2 separate regions of the Homo sapiens genome follow, and region 1 is linked to region 2. A link is an interaction called in ENCODE POLR2A ChIA-PET data of the cell type or tissue named here. Cell type or tissue: Caco-2. All regions are shown on one strand. Links, peaks and the distances in the headings refer to the core of each region. The heading gives the core; the rest is flanking DNA.

Region 1 (8,517 bases), core at 518-8,517, 520 kb after region 2:
GAGCAACCAGGGTGGACTGAAAAAGCTATGTTTTCAGTGTCAGTTCTAATGTAAAAATGTTCCCCTTCTTTATCAATCGAGGGGATGGGTTTGCCGCCCATTCCTTGAGTTAAATAGTTAACTTCATAGTTCAATTTTGCCAACTCTATCAAGTGCATAAAACCCACTTAAGTTTCTCATGATTTGCGAATGAAAACATCCACCTGGGCCTCCCTAGCTCATCCAGATTTATATAACAATTACTGAACAGGACAGAGAAGTTTTGGTTGAATCTGTAATACCATCAATGAAGATTTACAATTCAAAGCATAAGTATACCAATAGTAAACATCAAATGACCAAAGTGGCTGCAAAATGGAGACAGCCTAGAGTTCACAGAGGGCTGAGATATAGAACTATCATTTTCTTACCTATTTTCCTTTTTTAAAAAAAAATTAAGTTGGGGAAGGGTCTGGCTAAACATATTTTCAAACAATTCTACCAAAAACATTTTAAAAAAACAGGCATGTAGATCACTTATTTCAAAAATGATTTTATACAGGTGTTTCACAATACACATTTGGATTGATTTTACAAGATAGAATTAGATTCTCAGCAAGATACTACACAATTTACCACTATACTAAACAAACAAAAAATCTAATTACCATTAGCATAGTTCATAGTTTATTCCACTGTCTTCAAATTCGTTCTCCACCCTGTCAGCATTTCAATCAACAGTTTTACTTTCTTCAGCATTGTCTTCCCTTCTCAAAATAGAATGTCATTAAATTTTGATGTCTGAATATGTACATATAATCATTATTCTCATTTTATAAATAAGCAGTGTCTTAAATAGTGCTGGTCCTGGGTAGCCAAAGGGATGAAATGTGTTTTTAAAACATGCAACATTATCTGATATTTTAAGTTTTGATGTTTAAATAAAAATAATATACATTAATAATGGAACCAACTGAATACCAAGTATCAAAGCTATTCCTTAGACTGTCCAATAAGCAGGCCTTGTAGTTTGAAAAATAAAGGGTCTGATCTGAACTGTGGAAAAAGCATGATTCACTCACCTTGAAGAAGTGCATTTTCTCTTTCAGGCCACTGAGAGTTGCTAAGAGCAAGGTACAGTATTTCCTTGATTCATACCAGGAGGATCAAGTCTGGTAATTTTCAAATTAGGGCTCACTCAAATAAATACCTCCATTTAAGCCAACCTAAAAACCTTCCTTGTAAAATCTCAGGTTAGGAAAATAGGTATCTATTACCATGACAGAATTTACCATCAAAACCTTCCTAACTGAAGCAAGAAGACAAAGTATAATGATAGCAACTGTAAAAAGTATCTTGCATCCTTGGGGGATAGTCCCCCCTTCTGTCCCCTCCCATCCTTCAAAATATTTCATTTTGTGGGGTATCTCTATTTTATTTAAGGCCCTAGGGTGCTGATTTTGGCTTGGTCATTGTTTTATACTGATCCAACTGCAACCTTTCTCTTACACTTTACAAAGCATTATCCATATATAAAATGTTAATTGAAACCTTTTTTTTTAAGTTTATATCTGATGCTGCTACATCATTATAATGCTTTTCATTAAAGAAAAAAAAAAAGCTACAGGTCTTCACTTACAGTACCATGCACTATGAGTAGCTAAGGCATTCATTTGGCACTAGAGAGAAAATTACAGATACAGCTAATTTTGCTTTCATTATCATTTTTAACATCAATAGAAATAAGCATATAACTTTCACTTGAATTTCTGTAATGCTTAAAAGATAATCACAGAATACCCTTTTAGTTTGACAGTTACAATGTTGCCATTAAAACAAAACAAAAAAACCATAAAGACCTCTGTATAGCCTGTAGGAATAAGTGACATTTTGTGGTTGAAAAATTTGCAGCTCTCAGACACAATTACCTTTCAAGTGGCATTGAGAATTATTTTCATCATAAAAAACATGTAAGTTCCTATACCACACTAGTGATATTTCTACTTCTTGTCACAGACTAAGAAAGTGAAAAAATTCAAACATATCCTGGTTCCTTTTCATCTGTCATAAGTAAAATACCTTATTAGGGAGGCATAAATAATGCCTTCTGGAAAAGTAGTTTCCAAATTTTAAAAGATACAGGAGAAAAAGGGAAAAGGGGACAAAAATAGAATGTATAACTACACTGTGACAATTTGTTTCATAAGAAAACAGCATTCATAATTTTTACATGTCTATGAGCTGAATCAAATAGACTGCTGCAATTTAGATAAATTTCATTAAAATAGACTTTGAAGAATTCAAGCCTAAAGGCAGAGTCCATCAAGATTCTCTGAAAAGTTGGTTTAAGATGATAACCATTTTGTATATACTACCCAGCATAATGCAACAATTTCAAATGGATTTAAATTTATAAATTTGTAACTATTATTAAATTAGCACATTTTCCAGATTAATCTGCAGCTATTTTTTAAAAATCCTCCTGAATGCTAAAATGTGCTGCATCACTCCGTATAAATAATGGAAGAGTGTAAACTATCTACAGCAGTTTGGCATGTGCAGAACACCTGGATATCCCATTCCTCTTAATGTTCCTTTTTAGCTCTTTTTCTTCATAAAATCCTCAAAACTGCTGCATGGATAACATGCTGACATAGGCTTAACAGAAATACTTTTGTAAGCAGCTGTTTAAAACATTATCAACTTGAAATTATAAATGTCCCTTGTTACATAAACAAAACATTTTATATCTGTTCCTTTAAAAAAAAGAAAGACAAATAGGTAACCAATATGCAAATACCTTATAGTTACACCAAAACAATGTGGTTTTGTTAAAGTCTGTCTGAAATCAATTACCATGAGGCAAGAAAAACAAATACAGAACTAAGGAAGGATGGGATGGGAGGAAGGGTAGTGGAAAGAAAAGCAGAATTTATGAACACATAATTCTACTGTCTGTGATTAAAAGTCCTTTACTTTTTAGCACCACATTAAACGACTTTACATATCCAGTCACTTAATGAAATCCAACAAACTCTTCAAGAGTTCTGGGGATCTGGTCTTGGTAGTTAATGTCATTAGCCCGAACTGCTCGGGCAGCCAGGCACTTGAGACTCATCTTCATTTGAGTTTTAAGCAGTATTTCAGATACCCCAGTTGTACTTTTGTCTAGCGGAGTCTTATTCTGTTTATTCGTCATGTCAGTGTGAGCTCCGGCTTCAACTAGGCTAATGATGATGGAGTGCAAGGTCAAAAAATCACTGATGGGCCTGTTGTACTGAACGATAATATGAAGGGCACTGTTTCCCTCATTGTCCACGGCATTCACCTCAGCACCACAGTCCAGCAGGAGCTTTGTGACAAGTGCATTTGGAAAGCTGCAGACGTCATTGGTGTGGAAATCATCAACTGGAGTATTGGAATTGACAGCCAGATGCAGCAAGGTGAAACCTTCACGAGTTCTGGGATCAAGGTGAATCAGGTTGTAGATCTGCTTGTTAATTTTGCACTGATCTTCTTCGCTGCACTGTGTTTTGGTAGAGATGCACACTAAATACAGAAAGGTATAGAGATTACATTCATAATTGTCCATAGCATTGTGGACATCAGCATCTGAAATATTTTTCACTCTGTTCATACTTTGTTCTATTTCCAAAACACTGCATCTCAAAACACATTCTATGTCTGGGGCCTTCACAGTTTCATTCAAATGTATCATTTGTGAGAAAACTTGAGCAAATCGAAGAAGATCCTTGTGGGTGTTCCTGTTACCTTTTTGTCTGAGGTGCAGGGCATGAAGCCACAACTTGATACACTGCTCAAATTCCATATTATCCGCATAAACAGCTCCTCTGTAAATGATGGGATGAGAAACATCAATATTGTCAGCACCTAAAATCCGTTCCCGAACTATAAGGCCTTCCATATGAAGAGCATCTCTGTCTTGCCGAATGGACTCCAGTTCCTGAGGATTTCTACATTCAGTTCTATTCCCATAAGCATGGATTGGTGGAAGAACCTCTTTTTCGAGAATGTTATCACCATCTTGGAACCTCTCTAACATGGCTAAATATAGATAGTGGTATGTCTTTATGATGTCATAGTTCTCACGGTCATTTGCAAAGGAGGCACCCAAGAGTTCCAAAGCTTCAATCCGACTTCTTCGGTCGCAATCAGCATGAGAGAGTAACAGTTCTACGACATCAGCTTTACAGCTTTCGGCAGCTACTTTCAATGGCGTCATCCCATGGCCATTCACTACTATAGCAGCACGCCATTTTATCAGCTCTTTCACAATATCTATGTGCCCAGCTTCAGCTGCAAAGTGCAATGCTGTGGCTCCACAATGTGCTTTGGCATTGGGATCAGCACGTTGTTCTAAAAGGTATCTGACCACATCAGTGTGTCCCTTATATGCCGCAATCATTAGGCAGGTGTTGTCATATTTGTTGGCAATGCTGATGTTGGCATTATTTTCAACCAAGTATTTCACAATGTCCAGTCTGCCATCAAAGCATGCTGCCCGCAGGGGGGTTGAATTAGTTACTGTGGTATGGTTCACGTTGGCTCCATGGCTGACTAGAAGTTTAACAACTTCAAAATGTCCTGCTCCAGCTGCACACCAAAGAGCAGTGGCACCATCAATGACATACCTACACATGAAAAGAATAAGCAGTTAGATAACAGAGGCCACAGCCTAACATATGTTTAAGGGATGTATTCACTCCCACCGACCAAGACCTCACTCTCCAGAACATTAATAAAACATCAGTTCTCATGAAAATAAAAACAGGTAATTTAAGGAAAGCACTTTGCATAGTACTTGTACCTAATATAAAGCTCAATATATGCTAGCTATTACTGTTACTACTAGAGTATATAACCCTAAAAAACAAACCTGAAAAATCACGAACTTTCTACTAGCAAAAGTAAAGACACTTCAGAAGGCACAGAGGAAATGCGTGGAGGTAGCTTCTTCATCACCAAGTTGATTCACTGGTTACTAGGAGAACAGCATGTTCCTCCTTCCCAGTAGCCTCCAGGTAGCAAGCAGTTTCTGACAATTATGAAAGCCACCCCAACCCTACATTAAAGCTGTGTTAGACACTGCTTTAAGAAGAAAAAAATAAAGCAGGTAAGTTTCCCCTAAGCTAATTGAGTACTATACTACAGCAATGAGAATGAAATAATTACTGCTCCACACACAATATGAACAGATAACATAAACCTGATGCTGAGAAAAGAAGTCAGATGAACACAGCACATATTATATTATTACATTTACATACCTATCTGCAGTGTTAGAAGTGAGGATACTGGTTACTTTTGGGGAGAGGTAGTGAAATGGGAGAAAGCACAAAGGGGACTCTAGTAAACAAATATGTTCACTTTGTGAAATTTTTATATATTTATAATTAGTGCATTTTTCTCTAAGTTACGTTATGCTCCAATTTAAAAGTTTTAAAATGTATATGTATATGTGTGTGCATATACTGCTTGTCTGTGTGTTCCTCAATCAACCACTACAGGAAAAAAATACTAACAGCAGGAAATAATTAGCACTTTTGGAAAACCAAGCAGATATCTTCTCTGACATGACTGGACTTGTGGCTTCATACTTATCACTTACTTACTAAACATCTGATATGTGCTAGATTCACTACTTAACATACAAAATTAGACTATTGCTAGAGTCTGATCTTTCCCACCTTTCTACTGTCAATTTTTCCCCAACCTTAATTTCTAAATTTCTTACCACTAACCAAAAGACCTGATAAGTAGATTTTTGCTGGAGACAGTCTACTGTGCTAGAAGCAATAAGTACATTTGGAAGTGTTAAGAAGAAAGGTTGATCAAAGGAATATTCACTAGGGCAATTAAATATACACACCAAAAACCACACTAGTGAGCTTCTCACTATACAACCTTATAACACTGGTCAAATTATATCCCCCATGAAGTGGAAAAGAGAATAATGCTCCTGGTGCTATAGTTTGAATGTGTTCCCACCAAAATTCAGGTGTTGCCAAACGTGAATAGCATTAAGAGGTGATGTCTTGAAGAGGTGATTAGGTCATGAGGGCTCCTCCACTTGTGAATGAAATTAAGGACCACACACAAGAGGCGTTAGGCCTGGCATGGTGGCTCACGCCTATCATCTCAGTACTTTGGGAGGCTGAAGTGGGCAGATCACTTGAGGTCAGGAGTTCAAGACGAGCCTGGCCAACATGGTGAAACCCCATCTCTACCAAAAATACAGAAATTAGCCGGGCATGGTGGCACACGCCTATAATCCCAGATAGGAGCCTGAGGCAAGAGAATTGCTTGAACCTGGGAGGCAGAGGTTGCCGTGAGCTGACATCGTGCCACTGCACTCAGCCTGGGCAACAGAGCAAAACTTCATCTCAAAAAAAAAAAAAAAAAAAAAAGAGACGTTAGCAACGTTCCGCTGGCTTGCCTTTTCACCTTCCACCATGTGAGGACACAGGATTCCTCCCCTCTGGAGGATGCGGCCCTCACCAGACAACTGAACCTACTGGCACCTTGATCTTGAACATTCCAGCTTCCAGAAATATGAGAAATAAATTTCTGTTCATAAATTACAGTGTCAGGTATTTTGTTATAACACCACAGAACAGACTAAGACATATAAATATCATGGTTTAACCCCAGTTAACATCACCACAAAAAACAATACCCTTTATCACTTCTACTGAAAATACTCATTTTATAATAATTTAAGCAATTACTTCTTCAGTTTCAAATAATGACACAAAATGTTTATAAACAAAAGCCCTCTCAGTAACAGTGGCTACCTACAGAGAAGAGGCTAGGACTGGCTGGGAAGAGACTTGAAGGTACTGGAAATGTCCTACATTTTCATCTGGGTAGCAGCCACATGGATATTTAGGGAAAAAACTCACCAAACTGCATACTTAAGACCTCTGCATTTTACTGTATGTAAGACATACCTCAGAAAAGATCAGAAGCCTCCTAAAATTATTTTTCAAATTTTTATTTTTAAAAATGCATTTGTTAATTGATTTTTTTTAACTAAAGAATGAATCAGGCCGGGTGCGGTGGCTTATGCCTGTAATCCCAGCACTTTGGGAGGCCAAAGCAGGCGGATCACCGGAGGTCAGGAGTTCGAGACCAACCTGGCCAACATGGTGAAACCCCGTCTCTACCAATAATACAAAAATTAGCCAGGAGTGGTGGTGGCACATGCTTGTAATCCCAGCTACGCAGGAGGCTGAGGCAGGAGAATCACTTGAACCCAGGAGGCAGAGGTTGCAGTGAGCTGAGATTGCACCATTGCAATCCAGCCTGGGTGACAAGAGCAAAACTCCATCTCAAAAAAAAGAATGAATCAAGAAAATAAGACACTACATCAGTGATGCCAACTATATGTTTTGCAAACAATTCAGTTTAATTAAAATTCACTTTTGTTATTTTTTTGTTATGTTTTTATTGTCATGATTATGTAAAGTTCAATAAACATTTATTTATTGTCAAAAAATAACACTTGCAACAGCATCAGAAAATACCAATAAATAGTAATAAATCTAATGAAAAATGCACAAGACTTCTACACTGAAAACTACAAAACACTCCTGAGATAAGTAAATCTAAATAAATGGGAAAATATTCCATGTTCATGATCCAGAAGACTCTATAATGTTAAGATGTCGATTCTCCCTCAAAATGATCTATAGATTCGATATAAACCAAATGAAAATCCTAGCAGGTTGTGTGGTATATGTGTGTGTGTGTGTGTGTGTGTGAGTCCAAGAGGTCGAGGCTACAATGAGCCATGATCAGGCCACTGCACTCTTGCCTGAGCAACAGTGCGAGAACCTCTCTCTAAAATGGGAAGGAGAGAAAGAAAGAACTGACAGGCCAATTCAAAAAAGAATATGGAAATGCAAACAACCAAGATAATCTTCAAGAAAAATAAAGTTAGAGGACAAACTACAGTAATTAAAATAAGTGCTGGCACGGGGACAGAATAATATTATCAACAGACCAAAAAAAAAAAAAACTCCAGAAATAGATTCACACATACAGAATCCCTTGATTTCTGACAAAGGCTCCAGTGAAATTCAGGTAGAAAACATGGTCTTTTTAATAAATAGTTATGGAGCAACAAGATAATCTATATGGAAAATAATTAACCTTGATTCCTACCTCACAGTACATACAAAAATTAGAGACACAGTATAGACCTATAGTGTGAAAAGCTTCTCAAAATAAAAAAAAAGCCATAGACTATTCTTAATGAATTTAGTGTTGATCACAATTTCTGGAACAGAATACCAAAAAAAAAAAAAAGCATTAACCGTTAAAGAAAAAGAAAGTATTTATTGGATTTCATTAAAACCAGAACTTCCATTCATCAAAAAACATTATAAACAAAGCGATTAAGTGGCCAGGTGCAGTGGCTCACACCTGTAATCCCAGCACTGCGGGGGGGCTAAGAAGAGGACTGTTTGAACCTAAGAGTTCAAGACCAGCCTGCGCGACACAGCAAGATCCTGT
Region 2 (8,586 bases), core at 374-8,373:
GGGCAACTCTTTTTCTTACTGCCCTCAGCAGCTATTTCAGGCCTCCACCCCTTCCCTCCCGGCCAGGACGTCCTCTTCACAGAAAATGGAAACCTCCTGGTTTCTTAAGTAGTTGTGAGGCTGAACCTGCCTTAATCCCTCCCAGTTCAGTGGTCTTCTTGTCTTGTCCATCCCTCCCTCAGTTCCCTTGTTCCTCCTGGGCACCTAGCCACTCCTGTCCTTTGGATTCTTCTCCAGCTGGGGATGCTTCTCCCATCTTAAAGCAAAGACTCTAATTGATCCCGTGTTGCGCTGTAGTTACTGCCCATCCCACTCTTCTCCCTACTCCCTAAACTTTCTGAATTGTCTATCTTCTCCATCCTGTCACCTCTCTTACTCCACCACGTGAAGTCTGGTTTGCTTCCTAAATAGTGCCAAGAATCCCAACAGCCTTCATTTCTTATCTTGCATGATGTCTCAGTGGCGGGATTCAGCATTCTTTTTTTTTTTTTTTTTTCCCAGACAGAGTCTCACTCTGTGGCCCATGTTGGAGTGCGCAGTGGCTTGATCTCAGCTCACTGCAACCTCGACCTCCTGGGTTCAAGCGATTCTCGTGCCTCAGCCTCCCGAGTAGCTGGGATTACAGGTGTCCACCACCACGCCCGGATAACTTTTTTATTTTTAGTAGAGAAGGGGTTTCACCATGTTGGCTAGGCTGATCTCGAACTCCTGACCTCAAGTGATCTGCCTGCCTCGGCCTCCCAAAGTGCTGGGATTACAGGCGTGAGCCACTGCGCCCGGCTGGGATTCAGCATTCTTGACTTTATGATAGATGCTCTCCCTTTCTCTGGTATATCTTCTACGGCTCTAGTCACTGCTCAGTTTCTGGTGTCCTGTTGCTCTCCTGTTTAGCCATGAAGTATTGACTTAGTCAAACTTGGGCGCTGGGCATTCTTATCCTGTATTCTCTCCAGTTGGAAATTTGTCCTTCCTCACTGACAGCTGCAGGTACTGCGTGCTGCTCTCTGAGGTTTGAAGTTTACTGCTTGAGTAAGCTTGAGACCCACCTGATGTCTCCACCTGGGTGCTCCAAAAGTGCCCTACTCTTAAGTCCAAAGGGAACCCATGTCCTCTGTCCCTTGCCCACCACTGCCCACACACACACACTCATGATCCTCTTTCCATCCATCATCATCACAAGTCTTGTCTGTTTAAAACATGCTCTGTTGCTTGCCACTGATCTCCCTGTATCATAGTCTAGTCTTCTTGAAGCCATGCTGTGACCTTCAACTAGAATGATCTTATCAAAACACACATGTAATGTCACCCCATACTTAAAATTCACCATTGTTCCTAGGATAAAGTCCCAAATCTTTAATAAGACCAACAAGGTGCTGCATGGTCTGGCCACTTCCCGTCATCTGTTCCCTTGCCCCACTCTCTCTGGGCCTCCCTGGCTGCCTCTCATTCCTGCAAACCTGTGCCACACTGAGATTGCCACTGTATCCAGTTAGCATCTAGTCATCTTTACCATCTCCAGCCTCCTCCGTCAGGTTTAGATCTAGTTCTTTTGCCAGAAAACTCTTACAGAACTTTTCCCTCAGAGTGCTTCAGTTTGTAACTACATATTCCAGATTATGAGTGTTTAATTAGCATCTCTGTCCCCTTGCCTAATGGGTGCACTGCACGATTTGAGGGACTTGCTTTTGCTCATCATTGTGGTCTTCAGAGCTCCACACTGTGCCTGGCACATGGTAAGCATTCTAGAAGTACTGATGGAGTGAAGGATCTGTGGTACTTATACCTTCTTGTCACTTTCATCACCTACCGGTTGGTACATCAAGCACGAAGCCACTGAAACGAAGCGCACACCTTCACACCCGCACCCCCACGCCCGCTGGTGTGACTTTCTGATGGAGTTGCTCTGGGTGGGTGATGCACACTTCTTAGGTCGCTGGTCATCATGTTTTTCTCATTATCACATCCCTTATCAGTAAACAATTTGAACCTGAGCCCCAGTATGTCTACCTTGCAGTTATGGATTATTCACATACACTACCTATAAATATGGACATTATAAAATGTAACGCCAAAAATATAAATTAAAAAGGATACATTTAAACATCTAAAAAGTCCTGAAATTCTTGCATCCCAGTGGATTGGCTTGGGCAGTCCACATAAGAGACTACTGTTCTAATTAATTGCTCGTTTTATTTTAAATTCAGTTACTAAAGTTCACTCTGTAAAAGAAACGCTCATACCTTCCTAGACACTGCTTGTTAAGATCTCTCCAGCTCTAGTGTGTGATGAGTAGGGGTAGGGGACATTCACAGTCTCCCTTTAATACAATAAGCTAGCTTGCCCGAGATCCTTGGTGAATCAAGGCTCCACTGCCGTGTGTCAGCTTGGTGCTCTTTGTTTAGGCTGTGTGGACAGATCCACCAAAGTCCCCTCCAGTCACCCCTGGGGTCCCACAGAGGTAAACCCCCGGGTTCTCTCTGCCCATGTCCTGAGAGGCCAGGAAGTAGCTACGATAAGGATTCCATCAGCCATAGACTCAGGGTGGGTGGGAAGGTGGCTTTCTCCTAGTTATCTTGGAGTGGGGAACAAGTAAGAGGCAGGATGTGTGGGCTGGAAGGGCAGAGACAGAGGTGCACAGTGAAGCTTGAAAGAGAGAGGCCCGCAGAGTGTGTTTGCTGAGAGATTTCAGCAAAGTTGTGCTGGAACTCTGCAGCCAGCAGTGCCCAGTGCTGGGTTTCTGGATTCTGCTGCCTCCTGTAGAATTCGTGAGAACTACGTGTGTATGCATGTGCGTGTGCAGGGGGTGATAGGGTGGAGGCAAGGGCCTGTCATTCTCAATTTAGAGGAATTACTTTCAGATTTCTTCAGGGACCATGCATCTGGAGGAGGGACTCATCTTCAATTTATGTAACCAACTGTCACCTTAGCCATTGGCTTCATGGGCAGGCCTAAGTGGTGTAACTGAATGGACGGGTGAGGGGAGTCCACTGATATGGCCTGTGTGCCCAGCATCGGGAATGAGACAAGGAGTTGTATAAATGCTATGTAAGTATTTTTGTAGCAAATTTAATTTCTTGAATCCAGTCCTTGCATCCTGGGCTGGGTAGGAGAGAAGAGAGTGGTTATAGTGGATGGTGGTGCCTGGCTCCTGTGGTGGAGCTGGAGTGATGGAGCATAGCACATACACTGCAGGGAAGAAGGTGTGTGGTTAGTAAAGCCGATTTCAACCCCAGCTGTGGATCAGAACTGCCAGGGGAGCATCTGAAGCAATACCCAGGCTCTGCCTGAACTGAATCAGTCTCTGAGGGTGGTGCCCCAGTCCGTGTATTTTTAGAAAGCTCTAAAGGGGACTCTAAAGCACAGTTGGGAACCACCCCATGGAGCAGGGTGCAGAGCTTCACAGCAGGTAGGAAGAAGTAACTAAGTGGAAACTAGAGGAAAATGGAGCAGAGAAACCAGGAAATAGGAAAGAAGGATGCAGGATTTAATCTGCTGGGGTTCAGGGATCCGCTCCTTGACCTGCCCCCCACATCCCCACCACCATGGGATTGTTCACACAACCACGTTCTGCTCATCACACTTGGAATTTTTCATTTACGTGTATCTCAGGATGCTGCTCCTGGGAGTGTCAAGTGGGCATTACCGATCAAGACTGGACTTGGCCCATCCTTCATGTCCAGCTCTTGAGAGGCCGTGGACCTTTTGTAAAAGGGCGGGGGCCCAGGCGCAGACCCAGGCAGTCAGGTACAGTGGGCAGTAGTGCTTGAGAACTGCTGAGCCTGAGGATGTTGGCAGGTCACCTCACTGAGCCTCAGTTGCCACATCTGTGAAACGGTGAATAACCTGCTTCCCAGAGCTTGTTGTTAGCACGGAAAGAAATATCGTTTATGCCAGGTATGGGTTGTAGACGGACCCTGAAGGTTAGATTCTACCCGTCAGGGCTTGAATGAGCTGTTTGGTCAGCGGTGGGGGTGGGGTGGAGTCAGCCCCTCTCCAGAAGGTGCTTGCTGGGGTGGGAGCAAGTCTGAGAAGAGCTGTCTCGGCCTGCCCCAGGAGGAGGCCTCGCCTGGAGCTGTGAAGCGGAGGGGAGGGGCAGGGAGGCTCTGGGCAAAGGAGAGACTCCCCCCCCCCCGTTTTCTGTGGAGGTGGGGCGGGAGGAATACCAGCCAAGCTGCAGGCATCCCCTTGCCCCGGGCCTCTTCTGGGGTGGGGGCTGTCGCGCTGGCTCACCTTTCCCATAGCAGTTGCTCCGTGACCCTAGCCTTCTTGCCTTTAAACTCCCCTCTGGCTGCAGAAGTCTGGGCCAGCCTCTCCCAGTCCTTTATCTTTCATTCATACAGCTCCTGAGAGGTCCCCTTTTCTGGGAAGCCCTCCTCAACTCACTGGAAGAAAGGGAGCAAACTGTGTCCACCTAGGTGACATAAAGGTAAAAGTCCTGGGGACTTCCAGGGCACGCAGCAGCGTTCGCCTCTCAGCCAAGTCCAATAGCACTCACTTAGGTGTGCATCTGTGGCTTTCTCTCTGTCTGGTCAGTGCTCCTTTATATGTCCATACCCCCTGCCAGAGGGCAGCATTGACGGTGTACAGAGCCCAGTGTGACTCTCCTGCAGCTGGGGACATAGAAGAGCTCTGTGACGATGGCAGATGTGGTTCTCCAGCCTCTTGCCTGGCTGCCAGTGGGAGTAGCCTGTCTGTTCTGGCACAGGGGGCTGTTCCATATGGAGGGTCAGAAACTGGCCTTCACAGCCACCCAGGCGTTCCTTCCACTTCTGCACGTCTTCCTTTCCCCATGAAGATTTGGGTGTACCCTGGTTGTGGTCTCTGAAGACTGGGCAGGCCTGTACTTTGTGAAGCTTTCAGCTGTCTCTGGTAGGCCTGATGAAGCCTATCTGCAGAGGTTGGCCTGAAGCCATAATGAGCAGTTCTGTTCTTTTTAGCCCTTGTCTAGTTTATGGCTCTGTTGCAGACATGCCTTTCTGTGTCTTGGTTAAAAGTACTGGTGTGTCTTTGCATTTAGGTGTGGTCTGTGAGTCTGGGAAGGCTTCTAGAGGAGAGCCCTCCAGGGTTGCTCTTTGGGGTGGGAGTAGTGGGAGCGGAAATGGAACGCTGACTGCCCTCTTAAAGCCAGAAGGGTACTTCATTCAGGGCAGGCAGTTGGCATGTGTAGGCACTCAGGAGTCTTCCTTCAGTTTCAGCGGCCGGTGTTCATCATCAGGAGTGGCAGGGTTGGATATGGGAGTGAGAATGTGCCTCTGAGATTGACCAGTGGCCATAGACTCCAGCAAGATGTGCATCTTGGTCTGAGAGGCACCCACTGTACCAGAAACCAGACTTGTATCGACCAATGGCTTATTAGCCCCAGGAGGCTTATTACTGCCACAAATGTCCCTGATGGTGAGCAGCACTTGGCCACTACTGTCTGATGTTAACCAGAGTTATGGGGGTGGTTTCTGCAAATACACAATACTGTGGAGGGGTTATGTGGCTTACCCAGAGGTGCCCAGATAGCAAATGAAGGTGTAAGATTGGAATCCCTGTCTTTCTGGTTGACCCTTGGCTTGGCTAATCATTCATTCATTCATTCCACACACATTGATGAATGCCGACTCTGTACTGGGTTCTGTTCTAGGAACTAGACAGACACATCACCTATGCTGCTCTTGTGGGGCTTCTGTTCCGCTGGGGGAGACAGTCAGTAGTAAGCCTTCAAGCAAAGGCATGGCTGCTGGTGTGATGAGTGCCATGAAGACCCATAAGGCTGCGTTAAAGGAGATGGGTGGTCCAGGAAGGCCTCTCTGAGGAGGTGGCATTTGAGCACTCAAGTGCCTTACACTGGACTTCTGACCCCATGAGCTGGAACTTAGGATATCTGATCTAGAAGTACCTCTAGAAGTCCTCTTCCCAATAAACAAGCTAAGGCCCAGTGAGCTTAAGGTGTGAATTCATGGGATGATTCATGGGAAAGATGAAATTAAACCCAAGAAGGACAAGTATAATAGCCGGCCACTGCTCTGCTCACACCAGCCTTGGGCTCCAGCCCTCTGCCTTTTCATCCCAGAATGTGTTTTATTATCTTCAAGACTCAGCCCTTTGAAAGATTTAGACTTCCAAATTGCATTTATTAACAATAATACATTTATTTTCTCATGGCTGGGTGTGGGGAGGGGGTAGAAATTTTAAACACATTTGTGACGGTTGATCAGCCCTCCAGGTAAGGCAACGGCTGACTGCCTGGAGCTGGTGTTTTTCCTGCCTAGGCGGAGACACCGCCCAATTTTGTACCACCAGCTGCCGTCACTGTCAGAGTGGAATTTCCATTGGTGTTTCTGAAATAGCAGTGTTTCCTGGAGGACCCCCATTTGTACTTTCTGGATTCCATCTGGACCTGGTTTAGGGGGTTAGATGCTTTTGAATGGGGGCTGGAGAGACCCTACTGATGCCTCTGACCAGAGATGGTGAGGCAGGACTCACAGGGCCCCCAGGGTTTATTTTAGGGAGAGAGAAGCCCACAGTTAAATCAGAGGTCACAAATACAGCAGCAGACCCCACCTCTCCCAAGGACCAGACTGAGCTATAATTGGCCAATAATTTCATCTAAAAGCAGGAATCCTACATCAATTTGAAAGGAGCTTCTGGCTGAAGTAAGACTTTATTAATTAGCCTGTTAGGAAAATAGTTTCCCAGTATTATGAGGGCTGGATAATTTCATGCCCACTGTTTTTCTTGAAGCTTCTCAAAGGCAGACACAGCCGCGTGCAGCGGCTCACGCCTACAATCTCAGCACGTTGGGAGGTCGAGGCAGGTGGATCACGAGGCCAGGAGATCGAGACCATCCTGGCCAACATGGTGAAACCCCATCTCTACAAAAATACAAAAATTAATTGGGCGTGGTGGTGGGCGCCTGTAATCCCAGCTACTCAGGAGGCTGAGGCAGGAGAATCAGAGGTTGCAGTGAACCGAGATTGTGCCACTACACTCCAGCCTGGCCACAGAGCGAGACTCAGAAAACAAGGGAAGACACTAGATTTTCATTTTTGTACTAAATAGAAAAAGTAATATCTTTTTAAAAATGTGTTTTGTTTGTTTTTAACTGTTTGTTCATGCCAATGTGCCAGGCACCATATTTATTCTTTAATCTATACAGAAATGCTGCTGGATGAATGGAATTATGCTCACTCTGCCAATGAGGGAACCAAGGCTCAGAAAGGTTAAGTAACCAACCTAAGGTCAGGTAGTACTGAGGAGCTGTGCTTGGATACAAAACCAGGTCATCCAACCTGGAATCTTAGCTTTGACCCCCAACCTTCTCCCGGCAACTTTGATGATAATATGGAAATACCTTAGACTCTTGACTTGACTTTACTTTCTCTTCTCTGTTATAAAATCTGCTACATTTCTTTTCCTGGGAAAGCGAAATAGATTATGCCAAAAGTTCTGATTTTTAAAAATGTTTTATTGTGGGCCGGGCGCAGTGGCTCATGCCTGTAATCCCAGGACTTTGGGAGGCCGAGGTGGGTGGATCATGAAGTCAGGAGATCAAGACCATCCTGGCCAACACAGTGAAACCCCATGTCTACTAAAAATACAAAAATTAACTGGGCTTGGTGGTGCACGCCTGTAATCCCAGCTACTCAGGAGGCTGAGGCAGGAGAATCCCTTGAACCTGGGAGGCGGAGGTTGTAGTGAGCCGAGATTGTGCCACTGCACTCCAGCCTGGCAACAGAGCAAGACTCCGTCTCAAAAAAAAAAAAAAAAAAAAAAGTTTGTGAAATAGAGCACATAAAACCAAACAATATGTGTGAGATTTAATGATTTTTGTCCTATTTTTTTTCTATTTATTATTTAATACTTTCAGGGGTATCCTAGTAAAAGCGACTTTCCATGTGCCTGCCTGTGCCTTTCTGTGCCAGGGTCTTAAGAAATGTGTGTGGGTTTCCTCTGTGGCTCTGACACTCCATCAAACACCAGGGCTTGTGCACGCAGGTGAGAAGCATACCCAGGTGCCTCAGAGATATTGAAGAGGGTCTGGAATGTGGGAGAGAGGCAAATGGCTTTCCAATAAAAGTAGGCTAAGACATAATTAGGGGCTTAGGTGCTGCTTTAAAAAATAAGTAGCAGTGTATTCCAGACTCCTCTAAGAAAAGAGAATTGCTCATTGTGGAACAGGCATGGCAATGCAGTGCCTTTGCCTGGAACACCTTGCTGCTGCCATCACTAAGACCCATTCTGGGACAAGAGGAGGCTTACCCCTTATTGAGTATCTGCCATGAGCTTTGTGTGGTCCTTGCTTGCTAGGTACTTGGCAAGCATTATCTTTTTTACCTTTTAAAACACCCCTGAGGTGTAGGTAAGGCCACCCATTTCCTGACAGAGATTGGCCTACAAAGGTCAGATGGCTTCCGGGGCACACTGAGCGGCCCTTGTGTGTCGGAATGTTCCCTTCTGTTTGTCCCTTCCAGGCTGGACACTTTGGGAGCAGAAGTCAAAGACACCTTTATCATTGTACCCTCAGCACCTGGTGTAGTGCCTGGGATTTAGTAGTTCTGAGGAGCGTGTATTGAATGAATGGAGGTTAAGTAACTTAGA

The links. Peaks named below come from ENCODE experiments on the same cell type or tissue, not always from the same donor. Only the 100,000 strongest peaks of a DNase experiment are listed, where the experiment ranks them.
Region 1: POLR2A ChIA-PET joins it to region 2 with 11 read pairs; 13 of 35 experiments call an interaction of 5 or more read pairs at or near these places.

Annotation. Positions count from the first base shown.
Region 1 is chr15:68,285,721-68,294,237 of GRCh38, reverse strand. It overlaps FEM1B (fem-1 homolog B), which reads right to left. Exons shown (of 2, transcript NM_015322.5): 2 at 1-4,631. The coding sequence ends at 2,996. Among named protein-coding and RNA genes, the nearest start is that of FEM1B, 12 kb to the right of the region's middle. RefSeq lists an enhancer at 8,249-8,517. In Caco-2, for the core only: no CTCF peak of the experiment used is centred there; no DNase peak of the experiment used is centred there.
Region 2 is chr15:68,802,974-68,811,559 of GRCh38, reverse strand. The region is part of intron 1 of ANP32A (acidic nuclear phosphoprotein 32 family member A); the gene reads left to right. ANP32A-IT1 (ANP32A intronic transcript 1) reads left to right here and starts at 4,459. Exons shown (of 1, transcript NR_026808.1): 1 at 4,459-7,739. In Caco-2, for the core only: no CTCF peak of the experiment used is centred there; no DNase peak of the experiment used is centred there.